Regions from separate parts of the Homo sapiens genome. Here region 2 is linked to region 1. A link is an interaction called in ENCODE POLR2A ChIA-PET data of the cell type or tissue named here. Cell type or tissue: OCI-LY7. All regions are shown on one strand. Each heading gives the region's core, and the rest is flanking DNA. Links, peaks and the distances in the headings are about the cores only. Region 1 has its middle 540 kb from the start of ADGRL2. Region 2 has its middle 340 kb from the start of LINC01362.

The links. ChIA-PET counts read pairs that join two places held together with the same protein. Peaks named below come from ENCODE experiments on the same cell type or tissue, not always from the same donor. Only the 100,000 strongest peaks of a DNase experiment are listed, where the experiment ranks them.
Region 2: POLR2A ChIA-PET joins it to region 1 with 5 read pairs; 2 of 35 experiments call an interaction of 5 or more read pairs at or near these places.

What each region holds. Positions count from the first base shown.
Region 1 is chr1:82,329,998-82,346,315 of GRCh38, reverse strand. No RefSeq gene overlaps it. Among named protein-coding and RNA genes, the nearest start is that of ADGRL2, 540 kb to the right of the region's middle. In OCI-LY7, for the core only: no CTCF peak of the experiment used is centred there; no DNase peak of the experiment used is centred there.
Region 2 is chr1:82,555,667-82,571,984 of GRCh38, reverse strand. No RefSeq gene overlaps it. Among named protein-coding and RNA genes, the nearest start is that of LINC01362, 340 kb to the left of the region's middle. In OCI-LY7, for the core only: no CTCF peak of the experiment used is centred there; no DNase peak of the experiment used is centred there; H3K27ac peaks cover 576 bases.

The DNA of each region.
Region 1 (16,318 bases), core at 4,032-12,031:
GTGCTGCACTAATCGGGCCAGCAACTGTGCAAGGGACAGCCAGACCTGAACTGCTGTACTGACAGTATTAAGTGGAGTAGAAAGAGTCGTATTCAATTTCAGAAGCTACTCTGGTGCCGAGCACTGGTTATGTCAGTCTAAAAGAGAAAAGACAATATGTCCAGGATACTTGCCTAAGGTCAGGGCTTTAATCACTGGAAGAAAAGATGATTTGCTCCTCCTCACCGTGCCAACTCCTGCTGAGAGCACTTTTTTCCCCCTTTTTCCTAGCTCCTACTCAAAATATGGACTAGAAAGAACGGAGAAAGGCTGAGAGAGAATAAAAAGATTCCAGATTGATATCTTAGAGTCCTGCCGGGTTGAAGTTTTGCTCAGGTTTATATACTAATGATACAAGCAGAGTCAATAATCAAACGCAAATCTTTTCTTGGAGTCCAGGGTCCTGAGATTTATGGCAGAAGCCCAAAGTACGGCTCTAATCCTTGCACTGGATATGAAAGCTTAGGTCATCAATGGGTCTTTCTGGATCTCACCCAGCAGCTCAATATTCAGTTAATTCATAATAAGAATCCTCCAGATACCAGTTTGTAGAGATTAGGCATTCTTATCAATGAACAGGCTTACTTGACAATAGCATATGCATAATCTTCTCCACCCCAAATGGTTCAGCTCCCCAAATATCCATTCTTCCAGGCTGCCCCAAACTCACTATGCTTCATATTCATTCTGACACAGTAACATTCAGATATGATATATTGGTAACATATTAGTATTATCTAACACCATGCAATGTCAATATTTTCTTTCTTTCTTTCTTTATACCATTGTATACAGGTAAGCCATAAGTATTCTACTTCATTTTGTTTGAGTTTGGGTAGAAAAGGTACCAAGCCAAAGTTTCCATATGCCAAGAACCTAAATTAATTGATGACATTCTACTTAAATTTCATTTCCCTGAGCAAATCTTCAGATGGCATAGCCTAGATTCTACCAATTGCTTTTGAAATGCATTGTCAAATTGATTTGGCATGTAGAAGAGGCTTTTGGCAAGTTTTATGTTTTTTTAGGAAACAAACCACCATCTTGAATTTGAAATTTCTGGAAGACCCATAACAAATCAGTCCAAAAAATGTAGGACTTGCAATGAGTTTGTAATATTCTTCATCCCCATTTCTTTTTTCTTTTGAGACAGAGTCTTGCTCTGTCACCCAGGCTAGAATACAGTGGCACAATCTTGGCTCACTGCAACCTCTGCCTCCCGGATTCAAGCTATTCTCCTGCCTCAGCCTCCTGAGTAGCTAGGATTGCAGGCAAGCACTACCACGCCAGGCTAATTTTTTTTTTTGTTTTGTTTTTGTAGTTTTAGTAGAGACGGGGTTTCACCATGTTGGTCAGGCTGGGATTACAGGGGTGAGCCACCGCTCCTGGCCTCTGCATCCCCATTTTAACATAATGAAGAAGCAGCACATTATTGAGATATCTTGGGCCCTGAACCCATTTTTTGGTTCATACTGGACCCATTTTTTTTTCTGTAAACTTGTCTTTACAATGTTAGAATGTCACAACTATACAAAATAACGAAGTTTGCCTTCATAGTTGTGCTGCAGATAGCTGAGGTGCTTTCCTTTCTGAAAAAATTAGAGGAAATACTAAAAGCTCAAGTTGTTGAACGATGATTTTGAATCAAGTTAGAGCTACCAGATCAAGACTTTCAGTAGCATTTGTAATGGATATTATATCCGAAGAAACAGATTCAGGGCAAATGCCTTTTCTGTCTTCTCCAGAAGGTTTCTATTTAGATAATAATGCGAAATAGAACTGAGGAGGTGGGGCATGGAAGGTAGAAGTGGTACTGCATATGCAAAATGTAAAAGCAGGATCTTTCCAACAAATCTGAAACATGCCACACCTCTCCACCCCCTCTCAAAGTTCTTCAGTGGCTTCCATTGCATTCTAGAGCAATATGAAGCTCTTTAGCCCCTAATGTGGCCCTGTGACATCACCATTCTCATCCCTTACCAGTTCTCTTCCCTCTCATCTGGAGACACTGTTCTCAAAACACTCTATGTTCTTTGACCCCGCGCTTCTCTCATTGTCACAAATCCAGCTGCCTTGCTTGTGTGACTCTGCTGCCGTATCTCTCCAGTATGCCTTCCTGGCCTGAGGAGGCCTGGAAAGCTAACATTTTCCATTCTTCATTTCAGCCAGTGTTCCAGATGTACCATTGGTTTCATCAATCACGTATACTAGAAAATGGAGAGAAGAAAAATAGAGGATAAAAATGTATTCACACAGACAGCATTGTGTCAAATATTACTTTAAAAGTTGACTGGTCAATTTGTATTTTTAAAAAGGAGTTACCAAAACTAAATTTAAGATTCACTGTAAAATACTCTAATTCTGAACATAATTGCACGGAAAATATCAAACCCTAAAGTAAATGTTAGAACAAGTGTGTGTGATCATTCATTCATTTAAATAGACATGCTTTGGTTCTCTTCTATATGCTTAATAAAAGAGCAGCATTCAGTGTATGTATTGGTGACCCAGCATCTACCAAGGTTGATAGGATAAATTACGCTGACATATCAAAGGATCTGCACATTGGAGGAGGTTAGAAAAATAAAGCTTTATTTCACATTCATGCTAAAATTCCATCATGACTGGGGACTCTGCTCTATATTTCTTCACTCTGGGATCCAGGCTGACAAAATAAACATCATCTTGAACATTCTTATTTACTGAGCCAGAGGCCAAATATGTGTTCAGAAGAGTTTCCAGTCTAAAAATGATATATCACGCTTTAATCACAACTATTTGACCAGGCCTAGTCCCATGGTCCAATACAGCCACATGGGAGCCAGGATGTGTTCAGAAGAAAAGAGAACCTGAACTATTTAGCAAATAGCACAATATCCACTACAGTGTGCTCTTCTGGGTCAACGAATATTTGGTTCATCCTCCTTTCTGCATGAAAATTATGTTCATCTTTACCCCAAGGGAAAAAGCTGTAAAATTCCATACAGTCATGGCATCAGGCTCTGGGATATTCATGGTAGTTTCTATATTGAGGTGATGTGCAATAGTGTGTCCTTCATATCCAGATGGACCTTCGCTTTATCTGGAGAACTATAAATGAAAAAAATTGTCTGTTTCTTCCTTAACCAATGTGAAATTGTGGAACTGGAACAAAGTAACTGTAATAAACGCTACCATTCAGAAAGGTAAAGAGCAAAAGACACACAGTATTCACAGCCCCCTACCCTAGAGTAGGGGGATGCTTCTTGACTAGGTCTAAATTATATCCCCTGGGAAGGGTTTCCTAGTTCTCCCTGATCCTTAGATCTGATCTTTGTCCATTATATTCTCTGTCCATTTTAAAGTGAGCATTGGTACATTTTTCAATTTATCTTGTCAACCGTACAACTTCTCTAGTCTGCTTCCTGCCCACAGAAGATTGAAGGCCTGAGGGTCATCTTAACTATCAAGCAATTACAAAATCTGTTAATCAAAGTCCTGGTTTCTTCTTAATTGGTGTCTTTCCTTTTGTTCAACAGCTCCATATGCTGACAGCTGCACCAAAAAAAAATCTCTTTTTAAGACATTTGTCTCTTTTTCTCTTGACTTAGTTGCACATATCTGGAAGCCATATGGTTTCAGTGGTAGAGCCATATCCTTATATTCCTTTCCCTGAACCATTGTTCTTTGAACCAAAAAGATTTATTGGGCAGTTCTTAATCACTACAGAAGTTTTAACAATAGATATGAAAGCCATGTCAATGATTTTATTGTTTCTACATTGTTTTAATAAGTTTTTGTAGCTTAAAACATTGCAATTTTAGGTGTTACTTTTTAGGATTTAGAAAGACTTGTCTCTTCTAGTTTCTGGACTACATACTCTTTCAGTCCTGTTTGCAAACTGACCAGTTTTTTTTATTTTTTATTTTTTGAGATGGAGTCTTCCTCTGCCGCCCAGGCTGGAGTGCAGTGGCATGATCCCAGCTCACTGCAACCTCCACCTGCTGGGTTCAAGCGATTCTCCTGCCTCAGCCTCTCAAGTAGCTGGGATTATAGGCATGCGCCACCATGCCCAGATAATTTTTGTATTTTTAGTAGAGACAGGGTTTCACCACGTTGGCCAGGATGGTCTCGATCTCTTGACCTCGTGATCTGCCTGCCTCGGCCTCCCAAAGTGCTGTGATTACAGGCGTGAGCCACCATGCCTGGCCTATTTTTTAATCTTACCTCTTTTCTATGTTATCTTGTCAAAGGCCACCAAAAGCAGTCCATGTATTATACTAACATTCTAATATCCAATTCCTTCCCTGAGCTACAAACTTCTTAGGTATTATATATTCCTTCTTTGCTATCCAAAGCAACTGTCTTAAACAACTTCTATAATATGGGTTGCCTTTCTTTCAGCCTCAAATATCAGTTTCCTTGAAAGCTACAAACAGCTCCCCACCTTAAGCTAATACCACACAATTTAATATTTTATTTGTTCAGTATCACCCCACTCCTCATATCAATTTCTGAAGCATTTAGGATGTGCTAGTTTGAGCCAAATAACAAACCAGCCCTAGCCCCCAAATCTCAATAACTGATAATATAAAGACTCCATGTTCTTTATAGGAGAATAATATAGCACTCTTCCTTTCCCTTTTGCCCTGACCTTGGTCCTTGGTTTAGAAAATTCACATAATTTTTTTCCTTAGGTCATTTCAAAAGTCTCCCTCTCTCAAGTCTTGAACTCATATACCACAAACTGCTGTGAGGATGACCTATATATGATGTGAATCTGGTTATCATCCAATTTTTTTTTTTGCCAATTATATTGAGAAAAAGAAGATAAACTTTTTTTTTTTTTTTTTTTGGTTGGCATGTAAGTTCTTTCATGGTCTAACCACTGACCACTTTTCTAGCTTATCTCTGGCCATTCAACATGTATTTATGTTCTAGGCATAAAAAAATACTCTGATGAGTCTCACCTCCACCTAAAAGACCTCTCACCTATTTCTTTTCTTTTCTTCTGTTAACATCTACATATCCTTTAAGACTCCACTCAAACACAGAGAAATTATTCTAAATTCCCCTCTTTAAGTTGGGTTACTTGAATTTCCTACTTTAAGAGCACCCTGTGAATAACTATCAAATTGCTTATTGCATTGTAAGAAAAGAGAAGGAAAAAAATGAAAAACAAATTGCTTATTGCATTGTATTTTGTGGTTTCTTTTTCTGTCTCCCGGGTGGATGTCTTTGAAGCCAGTGACTATCTTTCTCATTGGTCTCAATTCCTAGAACAGTGACAGACACAAGATAGACTGTGACAGACACATTATGGACAGACACCATCATTCATTAATTCAGTCCATATTTGTGCAGCACACACTCTGTCACTGGGCACTATGCTAAGCTCAGGAAAGAGTGAGGTTCTAGAGTAGGAAAGTGGTTATGAGATTCAGAGTATAGATTCCAGGAAGACTTGATTCTAGTGTGGTGGGGGAAAGAGATATAAAAATGATTAATAATCTGCATCCTTATATATGAGATAAGAAAAAGCTGAAAACAAATGTTTTTTTTGGCTGAGTGTGGTGGCTCATGCCTGTAATCCCAGGACTTTGGGAGGCTGAGGTAGGCAGACTGCTTGAGGTCAGGAGTTCAAGACAAGATTGGCCACATGGTGAAACCCCATCTCTGCTAAAAATACAAAAATTAGCTGGGCGTGGTGGTGGGTGCCTGTAATCCCAGCTACTCCGGAGGCTGAGTCAGGAGAATTTCTTGAACCACTGCACACCAGCCTGAGCAACAGAGCAAGACTCTGTCTCAAAAAAAAAAAAACAAAAAACTTTTTTTTAGGTGACAGAGTCTTGCTCTGTCACCCAGGCTGGAGTGCAGTGATGAAATCTCCGCTCACTGTAACCTCTGCCTCCCGGGTTCAAGCAATTATTGATTGTAGTGCCTCAGCCTACTGAGTAGCTGGGATTACAGGCACATGCCACCACACCCAGTTAATGTTTGTACTTTTAGTAGAGATGGGGTTTCACTATGTTCCCCAGGCTGGTGTAGAACTCCTGGCCTCAAGTAATCCACCCACCTCAGCCTCCCAAAGTGCTGGGATTACAGACGTGAGTCACCGTGCCCACCCCAGGAAATGCTTTTTAAAAAACTTTTTCAACATAGATATTCACAGGAAAAGGATTTTCAGACCTAGATGAACTAAGGTTGTTATTTCTTCTACCATAAATTGTTGATGTGTCTTTTAAGTTCATCTTGGTCACTTTCTAGCCAAACAGAATCTTCTTACAGCAGGCTGGACATTATTTTCATTTTTTCCATATTTTCTCTAAGGATCAAAAATATGAGCTTTGCCTTCATTTTTCTGACTTTTGGAATCATTCATTCTCCATTAGCCACTGTTGTTATTTTTTGGATTTGAACGTTTTCTTTCTTTAGTTGAAGACCCCTTGCCGCTAATTACAGTTGATGTCATTTCCTGAGTGTGCCACGAAACTCTTCTGATCCCGAAAGGCATGGATGAAAATATCTGATTATGAAAAAGAAATCTGATTTACACAAGTTGGATTGTTGCCGCATAATTTTATGCTGTCAAAATCTTGACCCTGAACTCTAAACACTAAAGGTGGCCTGGTTTCATTATACAAAGTTTTGTAATATGTTTTACTAAATCCAATGTCAGTCACAAGGCGGAGTGTCAATTCTTCTCTTATTTCTTCATTCCTGGCACTATTTTTTTATTAATCAAAAATTAATTTAAAGTTGCTTTTAAATGTATTTATTAATTTATTTCAGAGGTTGAAGAATCTTATTCATAATGATTATACAGACATAGGGTTTGAACACCTGGAATCAAGACTGTAGTTTTAAGGCTAGTTATCCTTGTTTCAGTACGTGGATAGTTTCATTTCCTGTGGATTACTCCAATTCCTATTATTTTTCAGCTTTCCTCTACTGCAAAATCCACTTAATGCAATATTTTATGTTACCTTTAGGGGTATGACTTGTGTTCATAATTTTTAAAGATTATTTGTCCCTTTTTGTAATAACCTCTCATAGCCTGGGGAGGTTTATCTTGCCACATGCTCACCAAATCATTAAAACTTCAAAGTTTCCTTCCTGCAAAGTTTTGAGTTTTGTTGTTGTTATAGTTTTTTAAATTTGAAACTGTACATCATCTAAAAATAAAGAAAGGGAAGTTTGACTTAAAAAGAAAAAGATTTTAAAAGGTTTGTGTAATGATGCAAATGGTAGAAAGGAATGCATATAGGCATCATGTTCCTAACCCAGAACCCAACTTGAGAGAAACATTTTGTCTAAGGTTTTTTTTTTGTTTGCTTCTTTTTTTTTTTTTTTTTTTTTTGAAAGGAAATGAGCTATGGATGCTGTATGCAATGATGGAGAGAGAACAAAATTTGGACTTAGGCAAACCTGTGGAAAAAAAATGATATTTTGGCAAATACTGGCTCTATGTCCTTGCAAACCACTAATACTTCAGCCTGAGTGCCTTATTTCTAGAATAATGATGATAATCCTTATTTATGCAGGATTGCTGCAAGGATTGGAGATGAAGTAGTTTACACACAGTACATATTTGCAAAGGTATTATTTTTGTTATTGTATTTTAGGAGCTAAAGCTTATTCTATTTAACCTTTTATAATTTTATTCTATCATCCATTTGGGACTTTCTTTTCATTCTGACTTTTTCATAGACTCTTATTCCTTTAAAAAATAGAATGACTAAAAGAAATTATAACTATAATATTTTGCACTCCAGCCAGAGTTACAAATATTATTGTGACAAAAACAGCAATGTTACCACTGATGATTTTTTTAATGAAAAATAAAGACAAATGTTGTAATATGCCAAGCATTTAGGGAACTTGAGTTGAACAGTTAGATTCTGCATGGTCTAGCAACCTGGAATGGGAAGGATGGGGCCCTTCAGCTGTTCACTGTACCTTAAACTTAAGTCTTATATAATCAGAGAATTTCAGAGAATGTGAATCATGGAATAACAGATGGTAATAACTTGACGACTTAGCCTTGTAGAGAAGGAAAAAAGTGATGGCAGCTGATCAGTGTGTATCTAGACTTGCAATGCAAATAAGATACAAGTAAAACTGACAAACTTGCATACACTGCTCTTAATTTATGCCCCAGAAAAGAGATTTTTAATGAACAATCAAAAATCCAATAGAGTGAACTCTTGATTAACTGCAAATGTAGAGCAGAAAATATGTGGATAATGTTCTTTAAAAATAAACAACAATAAAACTTGCTATATGAAATTGAAAAACATACTACTCTAAGAAAGCATATACACTCTCGGATGCTTTCATACTCAGCTTTCAGAATTGAAACCTGAAGCTGTCAGATTATTAGTTGCTTAGACTCTCTCTCTCTATATGAGAAAAATAGTCTAAGATTATTACTCACAGATGTTTGTTTCCATGGTTTTTAGTCTACCAATTCATAGGCTTATGAACTTTTAATTTATATTTTATCTGTGAAATGAATCACTGATTTCAGTGTTGGTCACCACAAATTATCAGTGACTAGAACAGTGAAAGCCTTAAAACACTGGTCAGAAAACAGGGTCATGTTTCTCACCTGTCATTAAGTTGCTGTGTTGCCCTGAGAAAGTTTTTTAATCTTTTTGGACTTCACTTTTATTATTAGTGAAATGAAGACCTCAAAGTCTCTTTTTACAGTTCGAAGGCTTTTGGTTTTATAACTTTTAAATTATTATAAGAGAGGTAACAATGCAAGATACTAATAAGGATCTTTAATATTTAATCAGTGCTTATCATGTACAAAGCATACTTCAATGCATTTCACATTACTAAATGTCTTAGTCCATTTTGTGCTCCTGTAACAAGATGCCTGAGACTTAGTAATTTATAAACAATAGAAGTTTATTTGGCTCATGGTTCTGAAGACTGGGAAGTCCAACATGGAGGGGCTGCATGTGGCGAGGGCTTTCTTGCTGTATTTCCCATGGAAGAAGGCAGAAGGGCAAAATAATCTGCATGAGAAAGAAAAGCAAAGATGGCTGAACCCTTCCTTTTATCAGAAACCTCTTCCTACGATAATTAACATACTCCCTCAATAATAGCATTAATCCATTCATGAAGGCAAAGCCGTCATGACCTAATCACTTCTTAAAGGTCTCACCTCTTAACACTGTTACATTGGAGAATAAGCTTCCAACACATGAACTTTAGGAGACACATTCAAATTTTAGCACTAAGTCATTTAATTATCATCCAGTCTCTGTGGTAATTACCAGTCACTTTATTTTATAAATGCGGAAATTGAAGGACTGGCAGGTTGAGTAACTTGTTCAAATCACTCAGCAAGTAAAAGACAGACACAGTTTGAATCCACATATCTCTCCACAGAAGCCATGCTCTTACTTCCTCCACTGCCTGGGAAAGTGAAACGAAAGACTTAGTAGAAATGACCTTGAATGTCTGAAGGAAGAATCTTTTATGCAGTTTGTGGATAAACAGGAAGTTATTGAAAGATGTAGAGTAGCAGAATGTTATCACTCAATCTGCAACTGAAGGAATAGTTGGAAAGAGTATTCCAAATGAGAAAATGGAGAAGAGACAGAAAAAGCAGTTAGAAGAGTATCACAGCAATGCAGCTCAGCAAAAACTAGGTAGTTCAATTAAAATATGGAAAACAGAAGTGAAAATAAGGGGCTAGACTTTCCAGATATTAAAGATATAAAGTATGCTTGCAGTCCAAGTCATATTCCACATTTTCTAGTTTAGGTAGCTGGGAAAATAGTTGTATCATTAAGAAATATAGGAATAGTCTATTGAGAAGATTTGGGAGAAAAGATGTTCAGGTAAATTAGGTAAAAAGTTAGGAGCTAGTTTGGAGAGACATGTTAGCAAAGAGGATGTAAAGAACGGAGACATGAGAATTTAGCGACTGCAGGAGTAAATCAGAATGATTGATGGTGGTGATGTGACACTGTCCTCCTTCTGCAGGGCAGTAACCTTATGCAGCTGATCCAGGTTGATGATGGGTTCATGGCATCAGTCGTGTGGTGGTGAGGAGGGCTGGTGGCAGAATTGAGGAAAATGTAAACACAATAAAATGTCTATTTCTTTTGGCTTTCACCATATTAGATTCTTCTGGTTTGAAGAGAAAATGTCAGACACCTAACAACACTACATCAGGAGACCTCAGTTCACTTCCTAACACGTGGTAACAAGCTCTCTAAGGGCTGACTTCTCCACACATGGGTTACAAGTAATCCAAACAGTTGCCAAGGGGGCAGAAGTAAGTAGCATGGTCAGCCTTCTCTATGAATTTTTTAACCTTTAAAACTTAAGATTTTAAAATTATAGCATTCCAGTAATATAAATTTTATTATAACATTTCTACATTTAGAAGAACCCTGAATATGTCCTTCTCTTTCAAGATGCCAGTCAGAAAACCCATTGTGCGTAACTTTTCAATTTCCTGCACTCAAAAACCAAAAAGCCCTTGTCTTAAATCCACAGAACAGAATTCTGAGCTCCCCTGTTAGGTAAAAAAAAATCCATCAAACCCCACTACCTTTCTCTCTATGACATTTACTTGCAGTTTCCCACTTTTGTTTGAGTGACACGATGCCCCTAGAATGGTCAGGTTTTTATTTTCCTCAATGTAGGGGACAAGTAGGAAAACCAACCCATGAAGGAGGAGTCACATACCCAGCCTATGCCAGCTTTTATTTGTTCAACTCCTATTTATTGAATATTGAACATCTACTAAGTGTGCACCGCTACTCTTGGGAGAGAAACATGCATGAAGATGTAGGAAATAATCTCTGCCTTTCATGAGAATTAGAGAGAAACGGACAAAACCAGTATATACAGAGAACATTTAAAATATCTTATGCGTAGTATGAGTAATAGTTTGAAGAGGAAAAAGACAATGTCTGGCTAGAGCAACCGGCTTAATATACTCATGGGATTCTGGGTAAACTCATATCACTCATGTTTTTAATAGACTTGCTCCTTTTCATGAAAAAAAAATCTCTAACACCCAATTGCTGTTCTTTTCCTGGTACACTTCTTCAGTACCCTGCTTAAGAGAAACCCCTTCCAAAAAGCCTTCCCCAGGTTGGATTAAGATGTGTGATACTATAGTTTCTTACTGTAATATAATATATATTATAGTACGTAACTACCTTATAATATACATATGTTATATATGTAATATATAATATACATATTATGTAATATACCAACACATAATATATGTTATATTGTGTAATATAATCATATTACATGTTAGCATATTCTAAGGAATCATATATTTCTATTTTAGTAGGGAAAATGCCATACATTTGTTTTCTCAGCATGCTGCACTTAGTCTGGAATTTGGTAAGCATTAAAAAAGAATTTGTAGAATGAATACAAACCTTGTTTCAATTGAATCTTCAAAAATTGTTAAGATTTCTACAACTAGATATAATAGGGAGGAAACTTCAAGAAAGAAGAATGTGTGTAAAAACAAGACATATTTGAGAAATGAAAAAAAGAAGACACATTTTTTAAGGTAGAATATATAGAGGATAATAGAAGCTAAGACTTAAAGCCAAGTAGAGGAAGATTTTTTAAGGCCTTAAAGAATGAGATTGGATGTTTTTAGCCACAGTCAATAAGGAATTTCTAAATATTTTTGAGCAGGTAAGTGCCATGAACAAGCCTTTGTAACAATGTGAATTGTGAAGTGTCCATGACGGGATATCTAGAGTGAGAACAAAGAACACAGAAGATTTATTTCAAACTTTTAAAAATAAGGTGGTCAGCACCTGAACAAAGGCCTTGTAGAAGAAGTGAAAAGAAGAGAACTGAGAGAACTGGTGAAGGAAGACTCAACTGGATACAAAAGTCAAGGGCAAAGGAGAAGGAAAGAAGGAAAAGTGAAATACAAATTTCATGCAGTGATCAATGCTACTATGAATATGTACAGGGAACTCTATGGGGTGGAAACATATACAGAATGACAGGAATTAAAAACCAACTAGAGCAGTACCTAAGTTGACAATTTCACTTAGATTTGGAGATAACAGATTTTTGCTTTATTTTTAATTCTGAGTTTTATCTTTACTTCTTTACTTACTGATTTGTCCAGCTTCACTCCTGTCATCTATATTTCATTTCTTGATTATCCACCTTTGATTTTCTTACATCTACATCTAGATTTACATCTGTAAGGGAACAATCTAGCCCAAATTTGACCAGGTTCAAGCCTCACCTACTGTTGATTTTGAGCTGCCTTAGCTCCATTCACAACTGCAATCAGTTTGTGAATCACTGTTAGATGAGGGGAAATGAATGAAACTACTGAGAGAAATTTATAATCCTGGAGGAGAAACATTCCAGAGGTGGAGAAAGGATAATGAGTTTAGGTTTATACCTGTAAATAGTTATAGTATAATTTAGATGTCACTTGAATTCCTTGCCATTTACAGCTAGGTAGATTTTACCCAAACAACACGTATTTTTGTACTTCCTGGGGAAATCTAAAGCCTCTAAAAGATGTGTGAAAATTCTTCAGGACTTAATGTATAAATATCCACTCTTTTTCCAGTCTTTGGTTTCCACACGTACTATCAGGACCACACTGTATTTACCCAGATGCTAAAACTTAAAATTATTCAATTGCAAAAATAAAAGCAAACAAACAAAAAGCATACATTCACATATATGGACTATTGAGTAATCTTTGTCTTTATTCAAGATGGTGTAGGGAATATTAAAGTTGGATTTACATCAATTTCTCCATATCAGATACCCCACATCAAACCAAGGTTAAATATTCTGCCTCCAAAATTTCTTTCACCATTACTTTTTCTATGCACCCCCAGCCTCCTCCTCCTCCTCACATCACTGAATGATCGTTTAAAGTTAACTATACCAGGAGTTGATGAAACAACCAAAGAGCTTAGTTGGATTTGAGGGAAAAGAGGCAAGGGCAAACTTTTAGGAATGGCCACATCTAGAAGGTGAGAATTGGAAGAAGAATTGATGAAGACAGGAAGGGTAGTCAGGATTAACTGAATCAAGGAATTGCAATGACGTACAAACTGAGGGAAAAAGAGTTCCAAGAAGAGGCTGAGTGTGGTGGCTCACACCTGTAATCCCAGCACTTTGGGAGGCCGAGGTGGGTGAGGTCAGAAGTTCAAGCCTAGCCTGACCAACATGATGAAACCCCATCTCTACTAAAAATACAAACATCAGTTAGGTGTGGTGGCATGTGCCTGTGGTCCCAGCTACTCGGGAGGCTGAGGCAGGAGAATTGCTTGAGCACAGGAGGCGGAGGTTTGCAGTGAGCCAAGATTGTACCACTGCAATCCAGCCTGGGTGACAGAGCAAGGCTCCATCTCAAAAAAAAAAAAAAAAAAAAAGAGAGTTCCAAGAAGAAAAAATGGCAAATGTGTCAAATCAGCAAAAGTGATACCTGAAAAAGAGACCTAGGAAAGGTTACTGAATTTGGTAATTAGAGCTTCATCACTGGCTGAGAAAGGCCTCAGGAAGGGGCAGATAAAGGAACTCAAATACAGATGTGGCCTACTGGAAAGTTATCCCTATATATGCCAGCAGAGGGAATTGGTAGTTGTATTGTGTATCTTACGGGGGGAATTTTATGCTGTTCAAGGTCCCATGTATATATGCTGATGAGTGTATATTATGTGTGTTCTCAAGAGCTTAAAATTTTGGAGATGAAAACTTCTCACTTCATTGGTAATCTCTTTGTTCTATATCCTTTATGAGTGGAAGTAAAAAAAAAAATCTCTCATATTCACATTCACTCATTCAACAAGCATAATATGATTAGCTGAGAGGTGGGAGGTGGGAAAGAGAAGTTTGGGGAGAGAGATTTATTTCAGTTCATTCTATTTCTTCAAATATCCAGGAGGCCAAATGATTTACTGTTAACCTTTCACCAATAGTCCTACTAGCTGAAAGAAGAAATGCCATTGTGGCATCTGTCTGATTCTGGATACTTTCCAGACAGCTTCTCAAGACAAACTCACTGTTTACACACATAATCAGTTTACGCCTTGAATTGATATGAAAAACTCACAAAGTAAACCTACCACTTTGGGGACTCCCTGACTGACTTCAATAGGAAACTTTTAGCTGTAAAATAGCATTTTCAGTTTAACACTTGGACACTCAACCTGCGTGAACTGCTTTATTTCTTCCTCAAACAACCATATTCACATTTTCTAGATAATTATTCCCAATACCCAGTTCACTTTGTGTTTGGAGGCACTGCTTAGAATCATATCATTTTAGAGTCAGAGAGGATCAGATAGAACATATGCCCCAAACTTCTCATTAATAGATACAAATCCAAAGCTCCAAAAACATACTCAAGGTTACACAGCTAGTGAGTCTTTAAGAAAGGACTAACATTCCATATGCTCTGACTTTGGTTCCAGTACTCTGTCCCTAATTATGCTTTTCTGTTTGTGTTGGAGATTGCCAGCCCTTCTTACCACTCATCTGTGTTTCTAGTCTCAGTTTTGCCATTAATTATCTTTTACAACCATGAATACATTACTTACAGGCCTCAGTTTTGTCATGTGTAAAATGAGTGAGTCTAATTAAATATCTATAATCTAGTCAAGCTAAGAGATAGCAGGATTCTATGACCATCGTGAAACCAATTGTCTTTTTCAGAGGTCTTTGTGTTTCCCATAATAGAATCCCAATTAAGCAAGTGTAATTAAAAAGATAGATTTATGATAGAGACATGGGGCTATCTCACAGATCCCTAGGTAAGCAAGTATGGGGGACCACTCCAGAACTAGTACTATAAACTGGAACTACAAGGTTTTAACTTACTGATAGTGGCAGGAGGCAGACAAATCCTAAGCAGACAAGAGCAGGTGTCAGGTGAAACATGACCTTCAAGCCAAAGACAGTTTAAAGCCTAGCTACAAGTCCCAGGCAAATCCATGGACTGGATTTTGAGCCTGTCTTCCTATTTGGTGTGCTTTCCTCTGATTGATCTCCACCCTTCACATATTTTAGATATGCCTACTCTTCCCTAATTTGTTTTTGACACTGTCGTGCCCACCCTTGGGTGGTACCTTGGTTTTAGCCTTTTTTTTTGCATACTCACAAACCAATCAGCACCTACCCCCTCCCATTCTGAGCCCATAAAAGCACCAGACCCAGCCACAATGGGAGAGGTTAAATATTCTTTGGGTGGGGGACCATCCTCACGTCCTTTCTCTGATGAAAGCTGTTTCGTTGCCCAATACAATTATTCTCCACCCTCCTTACCCTTTGATTGTCAGCATAACCTCATTCTTCTTGGATGCAGGACAAGAACTCAGGACCCACCAAACACAGCACAAAGAAGGCTGTAATACCGTGGCCCTCTGCCCTCCTCCAGTGTAGGGCAGGCACCCCATGTGACAGGAAATAGCAGTGGGACTGAGCCAGCCCCGGAGCTGCAGGCCGGAGCAGGGCAACAGGAATAAAAGAGCTAGTTAGCACACTGTAACAGCCCCTCTGGCGCTTCAAGGTCATGGGCACCTCTCCCTGAGCACCACTGCATTCCCCTTGTCTGGACACCAGAGTCCACCATAGGAGTTGTTGCTTGCAACATGCCTGGTCCATCTGCAAGCCACACACAGAGCCTGCTCCTGTGCCCACACTTCGAATGGCTGGCCAGACCCCACACTGGCTCACTCACAAACCCCCTCCCCTCAGGGACTGAGCACACAGTTACAGCAGCCACGGGATATGTGCTGGAGTGCAAGCCAGGCATGGCTCAGTGGGCTGAGTAGACAAGACAACTCTTGCAGCATGCCTGGGATGAGAAAGACCTGGGCAGGGTGTTGTCAGCCAGAGGTGTGGAGCTGGTAAAGTGGCTGAGGAAAATCTCGCATCATTACTCCTTTCATGCCTATCAGGGGTGCCTGGATTCTTATGCCTAATCTCTGGCTATTAGCATTCTTTTCCCCTTCAGATCAGTCCTCTCATCAGGTCTCTTTCCCAGGCACAGAACACAGCTGTCTACAGGGGCAGTCTCCTGTCTCAGTTCAAACACTACCAGAGCCTAACTAGCATCTCTCAGTTCCAATTCCAAATGTCTTCTCATCAAGTCTGATTGGTCCAGCCTGGGTCAGTTATCTATCCAGCTTAATAAACTGGGTCCCATGGGTCAAGACCACAATCCTCTCCATCTTCAGAGAAAGGCAACCTGGTCTTGGCAGAGTCTTCTCAGGAATGCTATATTTTCAAATCTCCTAGAGTCAGTTGCTATTTG
Region 2 (16,318 bases), core at 4,778-12,777, 220 kb before region 1:
CCATTGTATTTCCTTCACACTTTTTGCCCAAAATGTATTGATCATATATGTGTGCATCTATTTCTGAACTCCCATCCTTTCCATTGATGCCAAATTTACACCAACACCACAGTGTCTTGATTCCTGTAGCTTTATAGTTAAGTTTTAAAATCAGGTAGTGTAAGTACAAAGTGTTGTTTTTTGTCAAAATTGTTTTGGCTTTTGTGGCTCCTTTGCATTTTCACATGAATTTTATACACAAAATACAAATGACCAAAAATATATGCAAATATTTCTCATGTTATCTTTAGCAAAAACAATGCATGGTAGAAACAACTCTGAAATGCCATTTTTGACACCTTCAAATTTATATAAATAAAGAAAAATTATACCTACCTTAGTAAGGGTACAGTGAACAAAGGTACAGTGAACAGAACAGGAATATTTATGTAATTTTCCTATATAGAATTTGGCAATTGATGTCAAGAGACATAAACACATTCATAGGCTTTTGTCTGATAATTCCATTTCTGGAAATCCAATTAAAAGAAATAATCAGAGTTGTAGTTGAGTGTATTTGGGTGGATTGTAGGAGACTCTGATGGTAGCCCACTCACATCACTGAGGTATTCATCATTCCTGTGCACTCTGTCTCAACACATCCCAAATGCCAGTTCCTGTGATTTTACAGACGTGCAATCTATAGAATTGCATAGGGTCTCATGCTCAGAAGGGCCTTGGTTTCATGCATTGCTGTCACCTTCCTGAAATCCTCAATCGTTTTTAACAAGGGGCCCCCCATTTTCGTTTGACACTTGGCCCCACAAATTATGCAGAAGATGCTGCCTCTGACTTCGCTTAAGGACTTCCTTTGACCCTTGGAGCCCATCCAGTCCATATGGGGCTGGAGGGAAATGTCAAGTGGTCCCTGCACCCCAGAATACCCAATAAGACAGGCTGTATGTCTCCTAGAGTTCACCAGAGAGATGAAACCTCAGTTGCCTACTGTGTTCAATAAACATTTATTCATTTTCTTTTTTTTTCCTCTTTCTTATTTCTGCACTCCTCTCTAGGGTGTTTCCTAGTACCACCTCCTAACAGTATCACCTCCCAAACAGGTACTAAAATTTTCATTCAAGGTCTGTTCCTGAGAGGGAATCCAGCCCAAAACAATAGGCAAAGGCACAAGTAGGAAGATGGGTAAACAGTCTAGCACAGTAATGCAGGCAAGATGATCGTGGCAGTCTGAACCAGGATGATAGTAGCTGAGGTGGTGGTAAAGGTTGGATTCTGGATATTTCTGAGGGTTGTGTCAGCAGAGTTTGCTGAAATTTTGGATGTATAGTGTAAGACTATGAGGAAAGTGTGGAGTAAATTAATGGGTTTTGGCCCAAGCTACTAAAATAGATATTAACTAGGATCATGACGTCTGCTAAAAGAGATGTGTGGGTAGAAAATTGGGTAGAAGTTTGAGGTGCTGGGTAGAGGTGAGAAGATGCCAAGTAGGTAATTAAATACATGTGTGTGGAGTTCATGGAAGTGGTTGAGCCTGGAGTTATATATTTGGGAATCATGGGTGTATAGATAGTATTTAATCCCATGACACTTGATGAGTTCAATAAAGACATAAGTGTTGATGAAAAAGAGATGCTCTCCAAAGATGAGGCTTTAAGAGCTTGGGAATATGGGCAGAATCTGCAACTCAGGCTAAGATGAATCAGATAGAGAAGTAGAAACCTAGAGGGCATGGTTCCCCAGAAGCCAAGTAATGAAAGTTTATCAGGAGAGAGAGATCACCTGATTCAGAAATGATGATTGGATTTAATATTATGGAGGTCAATGTTGGCTTTGGCATGAGCAGTTTCATTGTAGTAGTGGAGGCCAAAGTCTGAACGGCATGGGCTCAAGAGAGAATGGGAGGAAAGAAATTTTTCAGCCAGTATACATATTTTTTCTGGGTATTTTGCAAACAAAAAAAATGGGAGCAATACAAAATAAGTAGCAATTGGAAGGGTAAGTAGAATGAAAATAGTCAATCTTTTTTAGTTGCAAATTATAATAGTATGTATGCTACTGAGAAAGAGCTAGTAGAGAAAGAAAAAAATCCTCTATTCATTGTTGTTATTGAGAATATTAATGATACCTTAGGTAAATGGCTGGAGGTGATCTTATCAATGTAATTTTGAAATATTAATTATTCTTTAAAATGATTAGCTGGACATTCAATATTTCCATCTAATATTCTCTCAAAATTTATTCAATCCATTTCTTCAGTCTACAATCCATTAGACCTTTACAGCTTATATCCAAAAACTCTGTATGTAAGCGGGCCAAAGCCTTGGAAACATTGCAAACAGCAATACAGCTATAGGAAAAATTAAAGTGCAAATGTATTAAGGCTGACAAAATGCAAGGTTTTTGTTTTGTTTTGTTTTGTTTTGTTTTTTTGAGACGGAGTCTCGCTCTGTCCCCCAGGCTGGAGTGCAGTGGCACGATCTCTTCTCACTGCAAGCTCCACCTCCCAGGTTCACGCCATTCTCCTGCCTCAGCCTCCCAAGTAGCTGGGACTACAGGTGTGTGCCACCACGCCTGGCTAATTTTTTTGTATTTTTAGTAGAGACAGGGTTTCATCATGTTAGCCAGAATGGTCTCGATCTCCTGACCTCGTGATCCTCCCGCCTCGGCCTCCCAAAGTGCTGGGATTACAGGCGTGAGCCACTGCGCCCGGCCAAAATGCAAGTTTTTTAGGAGTGTGAATACGTGTATTTTGAGATGAAAATATAAATATTCCACAATAATAAAATGGCAAAAAGAAGTCTTTTTTGTGTTCTTTTATAAACCTCCCTCTGAGAGAGAAAATTCTATTCCTGGTTATGACTTCTAAAATATAATCTCGAAACCTAACATTTTGCTTTGTCTTCAAGAAGATAATCAGAGTTGTGGAAAAAAAAATACTCAAACGTACATTTATTTTATATCAGCTAGTAAGTTATTATTGACCTTCTACTGTATTTTAGAAGGGATATACAAAACTTTAAGATGTGGAAAATTATAAGATACAGTCCCTATTATCAAGAAAATCCAGTTGTGGGAATTCTCTTAGTATGGTTCATAGAAAAAACAATGATATGGCAGGGAATTCTGTTTTCTTTAAGGGATTGTACTAGCAATGGAATAGCAGGAAAAAAAGCCATTCAAAGACCTCGTTCACAAATATGCATCATGAGTAACTTAAATATCTGATGGTCAGAAGACTTGACTTTCTCAGCCTAAACATGTCTACGTCTCAAGAGGACAGCAGGGTTGGAGAGATAAACCTGTTTTGTGTGTGTGTGTGTTGCTTGTTATTTGGGGGGCATAAGGTTGGGGATGTTTCTGACACACCAAATAATTTATGCAATGTTTGCAAACTGAAGGTCAATTCATTCTTCAGACAGCAAACAATATACACTGCTTTCTGTTTTTGTTGTTGTTAACAGTTCCTGCCAATAACCTGATTCCTGGGTAATTAGGGACTGAAAAGGTAATCAGGATTCAAGTGTGCTGAAGTTCACAATTGGGATTTGTGCTTAAAAGCCCTAGAAACTTAGAGAGAAACCCCCTCTGCATCCTTTAAAATGGTCTAAAAGTCTAATCACCAACCTGAGAGAGTGGATACTGCAGCTCCTTTGAGTCTGGCAGTTACAGAGAAGACCCCAAGAAGACCCTTCAAGCTTCTAAGTAAATAAAGTTACTTTCATTGTCAGTTTTAATAGGATCTGGAACCTACCCAAATGTGACTGAAATCTAAGTGTCCTTTGCACGTCCTAAATATATCCTAAATATATCGTGTAAAATCCATCCCTAAACACCAATCTACTGTTTATTTGCCAGTTAATAGTTTATTTCCTTTAGCCATGGAAAACAGGCTGTGTTTCTTTTCCATCATTATACACCAGGGTTAAAGTAACTTAGTAATATTTTAAAGGGGAAAATAAAAAGTAATGAGGCAACTCCTTGAAATTTGTGGTTTCAGTCCAAATGGTCCTATCGAATTTCATTTATTGAGGAGATGGAGTGCTACAAAATTTCTAGAAAAGTTATACTTATTGATACTTTAATCATTACATGATCAGGATCAATAAGCCTTAGTCAGTTTTCCAGCCATCACAAATGGTCCCATGGACATTCTCCTACTACGACAGCTAGACGAATAATCAGTACATTCATCAGTAACCCAGTTAACAACTGGCTCATTTAACTTTTTTGTACTTTTGTCCTTGTCCCCAAAAAGGATAAAGGGAAATAGTATTTGGTCAAGCCCTGATAAATCAATAACTTAATGCAGTTAGTTACACTTACTTAGTGCAGTTAATATTAAAAGCTTGTAAGAGTTTCCTTGTATTTACTTCTTTATTCCCACATCAGCCGTTCCAGAACATTCTCATTTTCCACATGAAAGCCACAGGAGCCATTTCACAGCACAGACCCAACAAACTGAACACCAGAAGATTAAGTGGCTAAGCTGCCTAGCATTGCTTGTTTAGCTTTGCCCACAGGATTTGAATTTGCACTACACTGTTGAACATCCTAAAATAATTTAACCACATCCCAAACACTGCATAAAGAAAGTCTGTTCCATTTCTCGCCTCTTTAGATTGCACGTCCAGAGCAATTTCTCCCAAATTAAATGCCATTTGGTTTGCATTAGAATAATCAGGATAACTGCAAACATTAATAAGTCTGCAATAATAGCAAAGTTATTTTCTTTTCTAAATAGTGCTACACATACCTACGAAAGCTTTTCCGTCCTGTTTTTTCTCCTTTATTTTAAAAATAGATCCATCTCTGTAATCTTGTTGAGTGTTGCGATTCGCACCCTGGTTTTATGATGATGTGAATTTTAATATAAACACAGGTGTAAAGGAAAGCAAAAGAAGCAGCCTACTAAAACAAGTTTTCCATTTGCATGTTTGGCCTGGGTCATTCCAAGCATCCATGCATGCATTCACTCATTTATTCATGTATTTGAAAAGCATTTATTGAGAGTCTATAATGTATCGGAGTTGGTAGTGGGGCTGGAAATAAAAGAAGAATGAGAGAGAGGCATGGTCCTTATTATTAAGGGGCACAAGGCTAGTGTGAAGAATGTGAGCAGTTAATAGCTCATAACAAGGAGTATATGATTAGAATGATACACTAAATGGTGCAAAGTCTCATTGAATATATTTTTCTAAAGAAAGGCAGTTGTATTCAGAGCATAGGGCAGAGGACTAACCATCTGCTCATACATTCACCCTAAAGGTATATATATTAAGCTTTATTTGGGATCATGTTGGCATTAAATGGAGATCATTATAAAGTTATTTTGGTGACCTGCTATAGCACATAAAGGTGGGAAAATTGAGGCACAGAGCACTTATCTGGCTTACCCCACAGCAGAACTAGAAATCTGCAGCTAATTGGTAAATTTGGTAATTAATATAAAATGAGAATTTTCACCTGATATAATCCATACAATAGTATCAGGTATAGTGGCTTTATCATTAAATGATGCATATAATTTAGTTATATATACTAAAATAAATTGAAGGATGTCTTAAAAATGAGAAAGACAGCTATTACTAATATCAGTAATTAGCCTCAAAGGGAGAAATCTAGATAGAACAAGAACATATTCTAAGGAGCTATTAATAGATCCTTAAGGTCCCTTCAAATCCAGAAACATGTTTAATTCAGTATTTTCATATATATTAAATAGAGTATTGATAATAGATGTTACAAATCTTAAAAATAAGATTGTTCTATTTATATATTTTTCAAGAAATAGCACAACCTTGCTAGAACCACTACATTTTTTCTTTATGTGTTTCATATATTTCAACTTTATTTAAAAGATTACTATAAAAATTGCTAACTTCTTATTTTACATCTTTTATTCCAATTCCTATATAAAGTTTCGTGCAAGAAGCAAATGCTTAAAAATATTTAACATGGTATGGTGATATTTAAATTCTCCTTTACTTTTCTAAGTAGGTACCCAGACAAAGAGTATTATTCTTCCCCATCCACTTCATTTTTTAGAGTTTTCCGGTAAATTCATCAGTTTACTACTTGAACCTGCATACCAAGACTTCTTTTCAAAGTTAACAATTGTGATTTCTAACATCAGAGCAGTGTTTTTGTTTCTGCTGTGCTTCTTTGATATTGGCAAGAATAAGTTCAAAAGAATGCGATGAAGCCTTCATTAAGGGACTATGTTACTCATAGACTCTGGGAAGGCAGCCAGGGGAATCAATTGGTGAAACATTCAAAGCAAAACGTGTGCCACCCTCTTTTACATTCTCACATATGCCAAAGCTGACTGCTGAGGCGTTGAACTAAAGATCCTTGTCCTAGTCTTTGAGGTGTTCGATTTCTCTTATTTCCTCAGACCTGAATACCTGTTTTTATTACATTGCTTTCAGCGTGATATGTTATGATGTTCTGAGATTTCACTTCAAGGCATTGGCAGGTTTCTTTTACATCTGTGCATTTAGTAATCACGGAATGGTACTGGAGAAGAAGCTGCAGGGCAGGCCATGTGATAAAAATTGCAAGGATACTTCTACCCACCAGAGGACACTGGGCCTGGAGATGTTCTTTGCATGAGTCAAAGCAGGGCAGGAAGTTCATTCTCTTGGGATGTGAAATGCTGACTTTCTCTTTGTTATTAGGATATAAGCCAAGCTAAGAAGAACAAGGACTCTGTGAAAGGAAAGTCACCTGTTTCTCTGGCCCAAGTGTTCGCCTGTCAATCTGCTGTTCCAGATCCAGACTATAAAGAGTGAAGGGGGCGGGGAGAAGGAGAAAAGAAGCAGCAAATTGTCTTGCCCAGAGATTGTTTGGATTAGCTAATAAAATCTGCTAAGCTTCTGAAAATCCCTATCAAAAATCAGGCAATTAATTTTATCTCCATTTCTAATCAAGAGCAGCCAACATGAGTTTTCAGAGCAAAGACAGAGACTGTGATTTGGTAATGTCATTTGGGTAATCACAGTTTTATACTATAAACTTTGAAGTCTTTACAAAGTTTAAAGAATCAGGGATTGTTGCATAAAAACCACAGAATAAAATAACTATATTTATCAATCTAATATAAAATACTAACTTAAAAAGTCATGGCTTGCTGCACTTCATAAACTACTTGTTTACACTATATTCCCATTTACCATAAATTCCTTGTGCATGTTTTCATATACATGTATTTAAGATTTCCTAAAAGATAATGTTGCCTTATCAAGATTCTCTAAAAATGGGTGTAAAGTTGTAAGATCATCAAAGTTTTAGAGCTCTTAAGAGCTTTGAAGGTAATTTAATCATATCTTCTCATTTTATAAAATAAGCAATGGAGACCAGAAATAACAAATATTTTGTTCAATATTACAAAGCTCACTAACAGAGACAGGCTTTTCTGGTTCCCAGGACTTTCAAGACACCACACTGCAGCCAAAGAACATTGTAGCTGGCAGCGCTTTCCAGATGAAATCCAGTTCTTGCAAGTTAACCTTTATTCGTCCAATAAAGACTACAATTTTCAAACAAGGTTTGAAATAGTACTGTAGTTTTTATTGGATGAATAACCACTGAAATAAGTTTACATAGTATTTAATCATTATATATAGTTATTTATATAAATAATGTAATTATATATGAATAATATATATTTAATAAAGTACAGTGCTCAGTGGGTTAAAATAAAGATTGCTAGTTACAACAAATAAGTTTTCATAGGATATTAAAATAATTGTCAGTTTAGAACTCACTGTTCTCCAATAAAATAAATACAAGTAATGAATTTGAGAAAACATAGTGTTTTACAGATGAATAAAAAAATGCATTTGAAATGCTAACATATTATTTCCTTTTTTCAACCAAAGAGATCTTTTCAAATGTTCAGTTACAATTCTTTCAACAGTGAATATAAATTTTATAGATTTGAGTTTTAGCGTCTTTCTAATGTGGTTGACCGTTGAACACTAGATTGACGTATTCAGTGGTCACATAGACATCAGTTGGAATAATGATATAACAATAACAAGCACGTTTTCTTGAGAAATACTTTAAAAAGTAAATTATATACTGAACCACAAAATGAAAAATGGGGAGATATAAATGCTCTTTAAACTGTTTTTATAAACATACTGAAATGTAGACAGAAACGTGTAAAGCCGGAAATAGAGCAAAATGTGTTTTCAGGTGGCACTATAAAGAAAGAGATGAAATAAAAATGGGAGGCAAAAGATGTATGTTCTACATATAGCAGTGAACTTGAAACCAAAACTGCAAATTTGTATAAAGAGTTCAAAATAAGGGACATAGTCAGTGAACCAGAAAAACAGAACAAGGCAAATGAATATTATTTTATATGTGATTAAAATGATTACATGAGAAAGTTGAATATGAGAAGGAAAACAGTTTTTGACTTAATGATGAAAGCTATCAAGAAGCAGAGAAAATGATGAATAATGTGATGAGATGGGCCATTTTAATTAAATTTTCAAAGCATAAGTTAATCAAAAACTATATAGGCCAAATAAAAAAAAATAGAAAATGGATGGCAAGCTAAGATGTGAAGTGGGGAATAAGAAGAGACACAAGTTATAGTAAAGTAACAATCCAAGGAACTTTGTGGTGAGTGATTGTCCCGCCCAGCCCTATTACTGACTAGCATAGTGTCTCATGCTTTATTTCTTGACAGCATCGGAAAAGTCAACTGGAGCCAGTACACAAAAAATTCAACAGCAATTTGCAATAAAACACAAATTAAACAAGTTACATTTTCTATTGTTTTCAGTCTTATTATTCAAATCAACAGGAATAAAGAGTTCTCTAGCGCTCCACTATTAAAATGTTTTTCCTAAAAGTCAAATACTTGACATAAATGTAACTGACTACTAAAGCAAACCTTGTGGATTTGACAAGGCACTTGTTTATCAAAGTGGTAGAAAAGAAAAAAGCCACTATAAGCATGCATTCAGTTCTGAAATTTGGTCTTAATACTTTTCTTCAAAGCTCTCCGCAGTATCAAACAATGAGATTAAATAGGGAATTTTTGTTGTTGTTTTCAATTGTATGCAGAAATAATTTTGTTTTTCTATATTTCTTAATGACACTTCCATGAGATTTTCAAGTTGTTGCATTTAGTTTTTGCCAATGCTCAGATAAAAATTGTGTGTTTACCTTATCACATAGAGCATTTCAAATTTTATATTGCTGTCTAGTCAATCAGCTTGACAGCTCCATTCTCACAGTTGGTGTTCTCTCTTTCTCTTTCTTCTTTTTGATTGACTCGGCATAACCGCTGACACAATAGCCTCTGACCAAAGGGAATAGTTCTTTTCCAGAGTTATTGTTTTGAATTCTATTCACAGTTAACTATGTCTCACTGAACCCTTCCAATATAAGCAAAATATTTGGATTACTTTCAAAGTAATAATGCCCCAGGGCAAAATTAAATATAAAACCCAACTTCCTTTTTTTTTTTTTTTTCAACTCAGCAGAAAGACCTGCAAAATATTTAATGCTTGACAGAATGACCAGGACCCATTTTTATTGTTGCATTAGGTTGGCCACTATCTTATCCAGTAAGCAGATTACCTAGTTTTTGTTATTTTTTAAAGCACATCTTATGAGAGGCAGAGGCAACATCAGCCAATCACAATCAATTCTTATGTAAATAAGAGAATGATGAATCCTGCTCCCAACCAATTTGGGGAGGAGCCACCCCAAACTGCTTGATGCATCTCCAGCTGATCTTGTGGTAATTAAAGAAAAACTTTCTATCATGCAGGATCCGTGCTGTTCCAGTCATCAACTAAGCAAATCAATAATAGTCATCCCCTAAATACTTCCCTGAAATAACTTAGAATATGTTATAAGATGATTAAAAACTTTAAGTTCTAGAGAATTTTTCTTCATCCTGGTCATGATTCAGATAGATTATCCATCTAAATATAAAATATTAGTAGGTAAGACAATCTGATCTTGGCTGTCCCTGGTCTTTAAAAATAATTTATATCAGTCAACTCTTCTTAGGAATATCTTCTCCTACAGAATCATTGAGAATTGACGCAAAGGAAGTTGTCTGGAATTTATCAGCTTCAGAAGACTGACTGCTAGAATGTGTATCTAGACTGAAAGCTAATGGTTAATAGCCACAGTATATTATTTTTCCTGATGCATTACAGCTAGAATTTCTACTTTTGCAACCTGGAAATAAGATGTCTGAAGTTATTTTAGCACTATTTCTATCTTTTGACAAAACAAAGGCAAGTTTCTGGATAGTACAAGAAACAAAACTGTGAACTGAACAGACGGAGTCTAACAAGTCAGTGTTATTAAAATACAGGGAAGAAGATAGTGTTGGTACAGCCAATCATTGTTGGTTTATTCCCTGGTTTATTTACAAAGATTGGCATGGGGGTTTGAACTAGCACACTGTGTGTGCCAGAGTCATCATGCTGTTTTGCTAGACAAGTGGTAGATATCACATTTCTCTAATCAGCAGACTTTTTATTCTTACATTTACATTGCCTTTGCTTATCTTTCTCATGGCTTCTAATTTTCACCTAATGAAATCGTAAGCTTTGGAGTCAAACAAACCTGAGGTTGAAGCCAAACTTTGAGAGTTATTACTTGTTTGGCCCAGTTAACCTCCCTTAGCCTTAGTTTATTCAGCTGTAAAATGGTGAAGTTATATGGGCCAATGGTGAAATGAGATACTGTGTGTGTGTGTGTTTGTGTGTGTGTGTAATTTAACAGAATGCCCATCATAAAGTATTCAATAAACTTCAGCTAGAATGTTTTTTATCTCATTATTAATTTTATAAGACATCTTAATTATTTTAATAAGGTGGGTTATAATTAAGTAAATAAATTAAAATACATGCATTTATTCAATTACTATTTCATAAGTACCTATTCTGCTGGACATGTTGTTTTTTGGCAAACAAGGATACAATAAAATAAGACTCTAGATTTCAAAGAACATATGGAGTCTATCCAGGGAGATACCTATGTGGATAGCTGACAATAAGATAACCTAATAAGTGTGATAGTACAAAGATGACTAAAGGAGCAAGGAAACACAGAAGAGGGAATATTTTATCTTTTCCTTGGAGGATACTCAAGGGAGATACTAGAGAAGAGATAACTCCAAGTTTGACTTTGAAAAATGAGTAGGAATCTGCCAGTTCAAGTAGGGGCAGGGGAATTCCCAGCCAAAGAAATGAACAATGCTTCAAAGGTGTTCACATATGTCTGATGCCAGGGACTGTGATTCAGACCTGGCTAGACCACCTGAGGACTTCAGCTTTACTGAGGAAATAATCTTTCCTGAATCTCTCTATTGTTACCATTAATACTATTAAAAATACACAATTCAATTAGTTTTGATGATTCTATTCACCAGCACTATGACCACCATTGCCAAATATTGCTACCTTTGTTTCCAGTAATGGATTTTGGAGTATTTTACCACTACCAATACATTAGCTAAGATGTATGGGTGGGGAAACGACTTTATTTACTGTCTTCTAATTACTCTATTCTCCTTGCAAAAAACATCAGCAAGCTTAAAGGACCTCATGATCCTATCGCTCTGCTAAGTATAAAAACAATCCAAATACTTCAGCATTTGACTTTGAGATTTGCTATCAACCTTCATAGACTTATTGTACTTCTCTTCTTTCTCATTATTCCAAACAGCTCCTCATTGACTCAGAATATTGATTTTATTAGGTTGGTGCAAAAGTTTTTGCCACTAAAATAATGGCAAAACCCACAATTACTTTTGCACCAACCTAATATTCAAACACAGCTTCAATGGGAAGATTGATATTGTACATTCTGAAGCCTAATTTCTAGGGTTTCTAGTCTAAATTCCCCGTTTGATAGCTATGTGGCTTCAGACAAGTGCCTTACCTTTAGTGTCCTTGCCTGTATAATGGTAATGGTACCAATACTTCCCTTATAAAATTAAATGAGTCAGGAATAGGTGAGTTAATACATGTAAAGTATCTAAACAGTGCCTAGCGCATGATCAGCACTCAGCAAGTTTTTAGCTAATATTACTATTTCCTGTTCAAAATATAAATACCCTACTTTAGATTATCATCTCAAATTATTTTCAAAAGACCCATGATGATATTTTAAATAATATATATATATATATATTTGTTTTAAAAGAGGCAAGCAATAGCTAACTAAGTACAGGAAGTACCACCAAAGCTCTCCCCTTAATTCCCACCACTCCTATTCCAAACCTCAGAGGTAACCTCTGGTTGCAGTGTAAAGGGTATCATCTGGTTCTTTATCTCTATGTTTATTTCTTTGAATATGAATTAGAACTTGCCCATGAATTTGAATATGAATTATTCTAAAAATTACTTTTTTTTTTACTTAATATGTCTCAGATACCTTTTCATCACAATGCATTTTCATTTATTCACCAAACATTTCCTAAACAGCTATAATGTACCAGAGCCTTTTTCTATTTTCTGGAGACGGATACATTAGAGAACAAAAATTCATGCCCATTTGAAGCTTGCACTCTGTTTGATGTATAGCTTATTATTTTCTAATAACTAGTATGCTACAGAGTATGAATATAACCAAACCTCTTTTACCATCCCCCTATTAAAATAAATTTAGGTGATTTTTAGTTTTTTTGTGCTGCTATTAATATAATAACACTGATAGCCTTTGCACTCATGTTCCTATGGGGTTTTTCTATTTTTAAGAGGAATTCCAAGAAGTGAACTTACTGATTTAGAGGTTTTTATGGACATTGCACCAATTTGTCCTCCAAAAAGTATTTGCCAATTCACCCTCTCACCTAGAGTTTTTGAAAATGGCTATTCCACCAATATCATCCAAATTGAAGTCAACAAAACTGTCTTCAAAAATGTTTACAGAAGCTTTACAAAAAAAAGATATTTTGGTCAATTAAATTTGAGAAAACACTGGAGTTCTCTTTACTAAAGTTTTCATGTTGCCATGCGTTATAAATTTTCAATATGGGTGCATAATATGCAATGTTTTTACCATACTTATTTTAACAAATTAAAGAGCAATGTTCTATTTGTTTATGTGACAAATGATGTATGTATTGTTTAGAATTATGCCAGTGCTTTTTAACTCATACTATCTAGGAAATATGTAGATACCAGAATGTAGAATGTGATATAAGGTTTTTTTGTTATTTTTACCCATTGCATTTTTTTAGGTGAGAATATTCCACAAAAGATATAGTCCTCAAAAGATATAATGGGTCAAACATAATAGGCAGAGCAGATTTAGCATAATTCTTAAGGGCTCTCGGGTTTGGGGGGCCCTTTTAAGTTGAGCATTGGCTTCAACTTATAGTCACCAAATTCACTAGCCCCTAGCAAGAAAGTCAGCCTGTCTTTGGAGCTTTGAAGCTAGGCACTGACATCCTCTCTAGCTAGGAAAGTCCTAGATGGCATCTTCTTCCAAAATAAGGCTGTTTCATCTACATGAAAAATGTGTTGTTTAGTGTAGCCACCTCATTAATTACCTTAGCTAGATCTTCTGGATAACTTGCTGCAGCTTCTCCACTAGCACTTGCTGCTTCACCTTGCACTTTTATGTTATGAAGACAGCTTCTTTCTTTAAACCTCATGAACAAGTCTCTGCAAGCTTCCAGCTTTTCTTCTGTAGCTTCCTCTCCTCTCTCAGTTTTCACAGAATTAAAGTTAGTGCCTTGAACTGGATTAGGCTTTGAATTAAGGGAATGTTGTGGCTGGTTTGATCTTCTAACCAGACTATTAAAACTTCCTTCATATCAGATGTAGGACTGTTTCACTTTCTTATCATTCATGTATTCACTGGAGTAGCATTTTTCATTTTCTTCAAGAACCTTTCACACATTGGCTAACTGTCAAGCTTTTGGCCTAGCTTGGCTTTTGACATGCTTCCCTCACTAATCTTAATCATTTCTAGCTTTTGCTTTAAAGAGAGATGTGTGACACTTCCTTTCACTTGAGCGTATAGAGGCCATTTTAGGGATATTTATTGGTCTAATTTCAATATTGTGTCTCAAGGAATAGAGAGGCCCAAGGAGAAAGAGAGAGAGACCAAGGAACAGCCAGTGAGTAGAGTAGTCAGAACACATAGTGTGAATTAAGTTAGCGATCTTATATGGGCATCGTTCTTGGTGCCCAAAACAATTACGATAGTGAGATAACTGATTATTAATCACAGATAACTATAACAGATATAATAATAATAAAGTTTGAAATATTTCTAGAACTACCAAATTTTGACACAGAGATCTGAAGTGAGCCCAAGCTATTGGAAAAAATGGTGCCAATAGACTTGCTTGATGCGAGCTTGCCATGAATCTTTAATTTGTTGAAAATGCAATATCTGGGCCAGGTGCGGTGGCTCACGCCTGTAATCCCAACACTTTGGGAGGCCGAGGCGGGTGGATCACCTGAGGTCAGGAGTTCAAGATGAGCCTGACCAACATGGTGAAACCTTGCCTCTACTAAAAATATAAAAATTGGCCAGATGTGGTGGCGGGTGCCTGTAATCCTAGCTACTTGGAGGCTGAAGCAGGAGAATCACTTGAACCCATGAGGCAGAGGTTTCAGTGATCCCATATCATGCCACTGCACTCCAGCCTGGGCAACAGAGCAAGACCCTGTCTCAAAAAAAAAAAAGAAAAGAAAAGAAAACGAAAATGCAGTATCTGCAAAGTGCAATAAAGCAAAGTGCAGTAAAATGAGGTACGCCTGTACATGGTAGATATTTCTGGATATCTGGTGTCTCTTCATCACATGGTGATTTAGGAATTCAGGCTTCTTCCCTCATGTGGGAGACTTCACTGTCCCCTAAGGTCTCATTGTCATCTGCACGGAGTAGGCAAACCTTAGAAGCCTCATTTTACGTTGAAACCATCATTTCTTTACATTCCTTTGGCAAGAACTACACATATGGCCATACCTAACTATAAAAGGGTCTGAGAAATGAAGCTTAACTCTGCATTCAGAAAAAAAAGGAAACAGTTACTGGCTAAAAGTCACCAGATTTTGACACATCTAACAGGTCCGCAATAATATGGCTAACAACTCAAGCACTCATTATATGGCAGGCTCAGTTCTAGACACTTTATTTGGATTAATTCGCATAATATTCAAAACAATCGTATAAGGTTGGTGCTTCCATTTCATAAGTTAATAAGGCAAATCAAGGTCACATAGCTTGTAGGTGGTGGAACCAGGAGAGAAATCCAAGCTGAGGGCCAGCCTTCTTGCTGTGCCATGCTGCCTCTTTGCCATTCAGTGTGCCCCACGAACAGGCCTGCTGGAGTCATCGTTCCCTATAGTCTCATACACAGTTCTCCTTTGCCTTAGTTCCCTCTGACTTTTTCAACTTTACCCTCCCTCCCCACAAGGTCCTGGACCAGTTTTGGAGAATAAATATTCAGTTCTTCATATCCTATAATTGAAAGGCACTAGCTCACCCAGATAAGTCATAGTGATTCAGCAACAAGACAAACTTTCTTTTGCTAATGTTGGTCATGTCCTAGAATATAATTGTAATACTCGATTAAGAAAAAGACCTCTCCATATCCTTTTTTCCATTTTACTATTTGACCATCTTCTATGAAGAACCAAAATCTCAGTTTTCCTTCTCTCTGGTTATTGTCTTTTCCTGGCTTTAATAGTTTCTCTTACTGTAACTAAATTTAGATATGAGTGTTGCTTCAAATTTACTTCATGTGTCTTTCATTTCTCACTCTTTAGTAATAATCATATTTGCTCCCATGGCTTCAATTAAAATCTATATCTGTTTTCCAATCCAAGGACTAGTAGGCCAGTGGTCAGGAAAGAAATAGGGGTTACATAACACCTAATAGAGGTCTGATGGTACATCAAATCATTGAGGGTGTCATTTCAAACTGATCTTTTTTGCCCTGCACCAAAGCCGCTAATATACTCACTATATCAGTTGGCTACTGCTACGTGCTAATGCTGAGAAACACACCACCCTAAAGCTCAGTGACTTAGGACAGTTATTCTCACTTTGCAGTCTATGAGTTGGCAGGATGGCTTTCCTTTAGGCTACAGGTCCTTATGTCTACTGGGAGAGGTTTATTCTGTGTGCATCTCGATTTCCTGAAGCCAGCAGTATTTGTTCTTCTAGTAATGATGGCAGAGAGCAAAAGGGCAAACCCAGCCATGACAATACATTTCATATCTCTGCTTGAGACACATCAGATAAAATCCCTTTGGTCAAAGCAAGTCACATGCTGAGCCCTAAGTCAAGAAAAAGAGAAGTACACTCTGTCTTT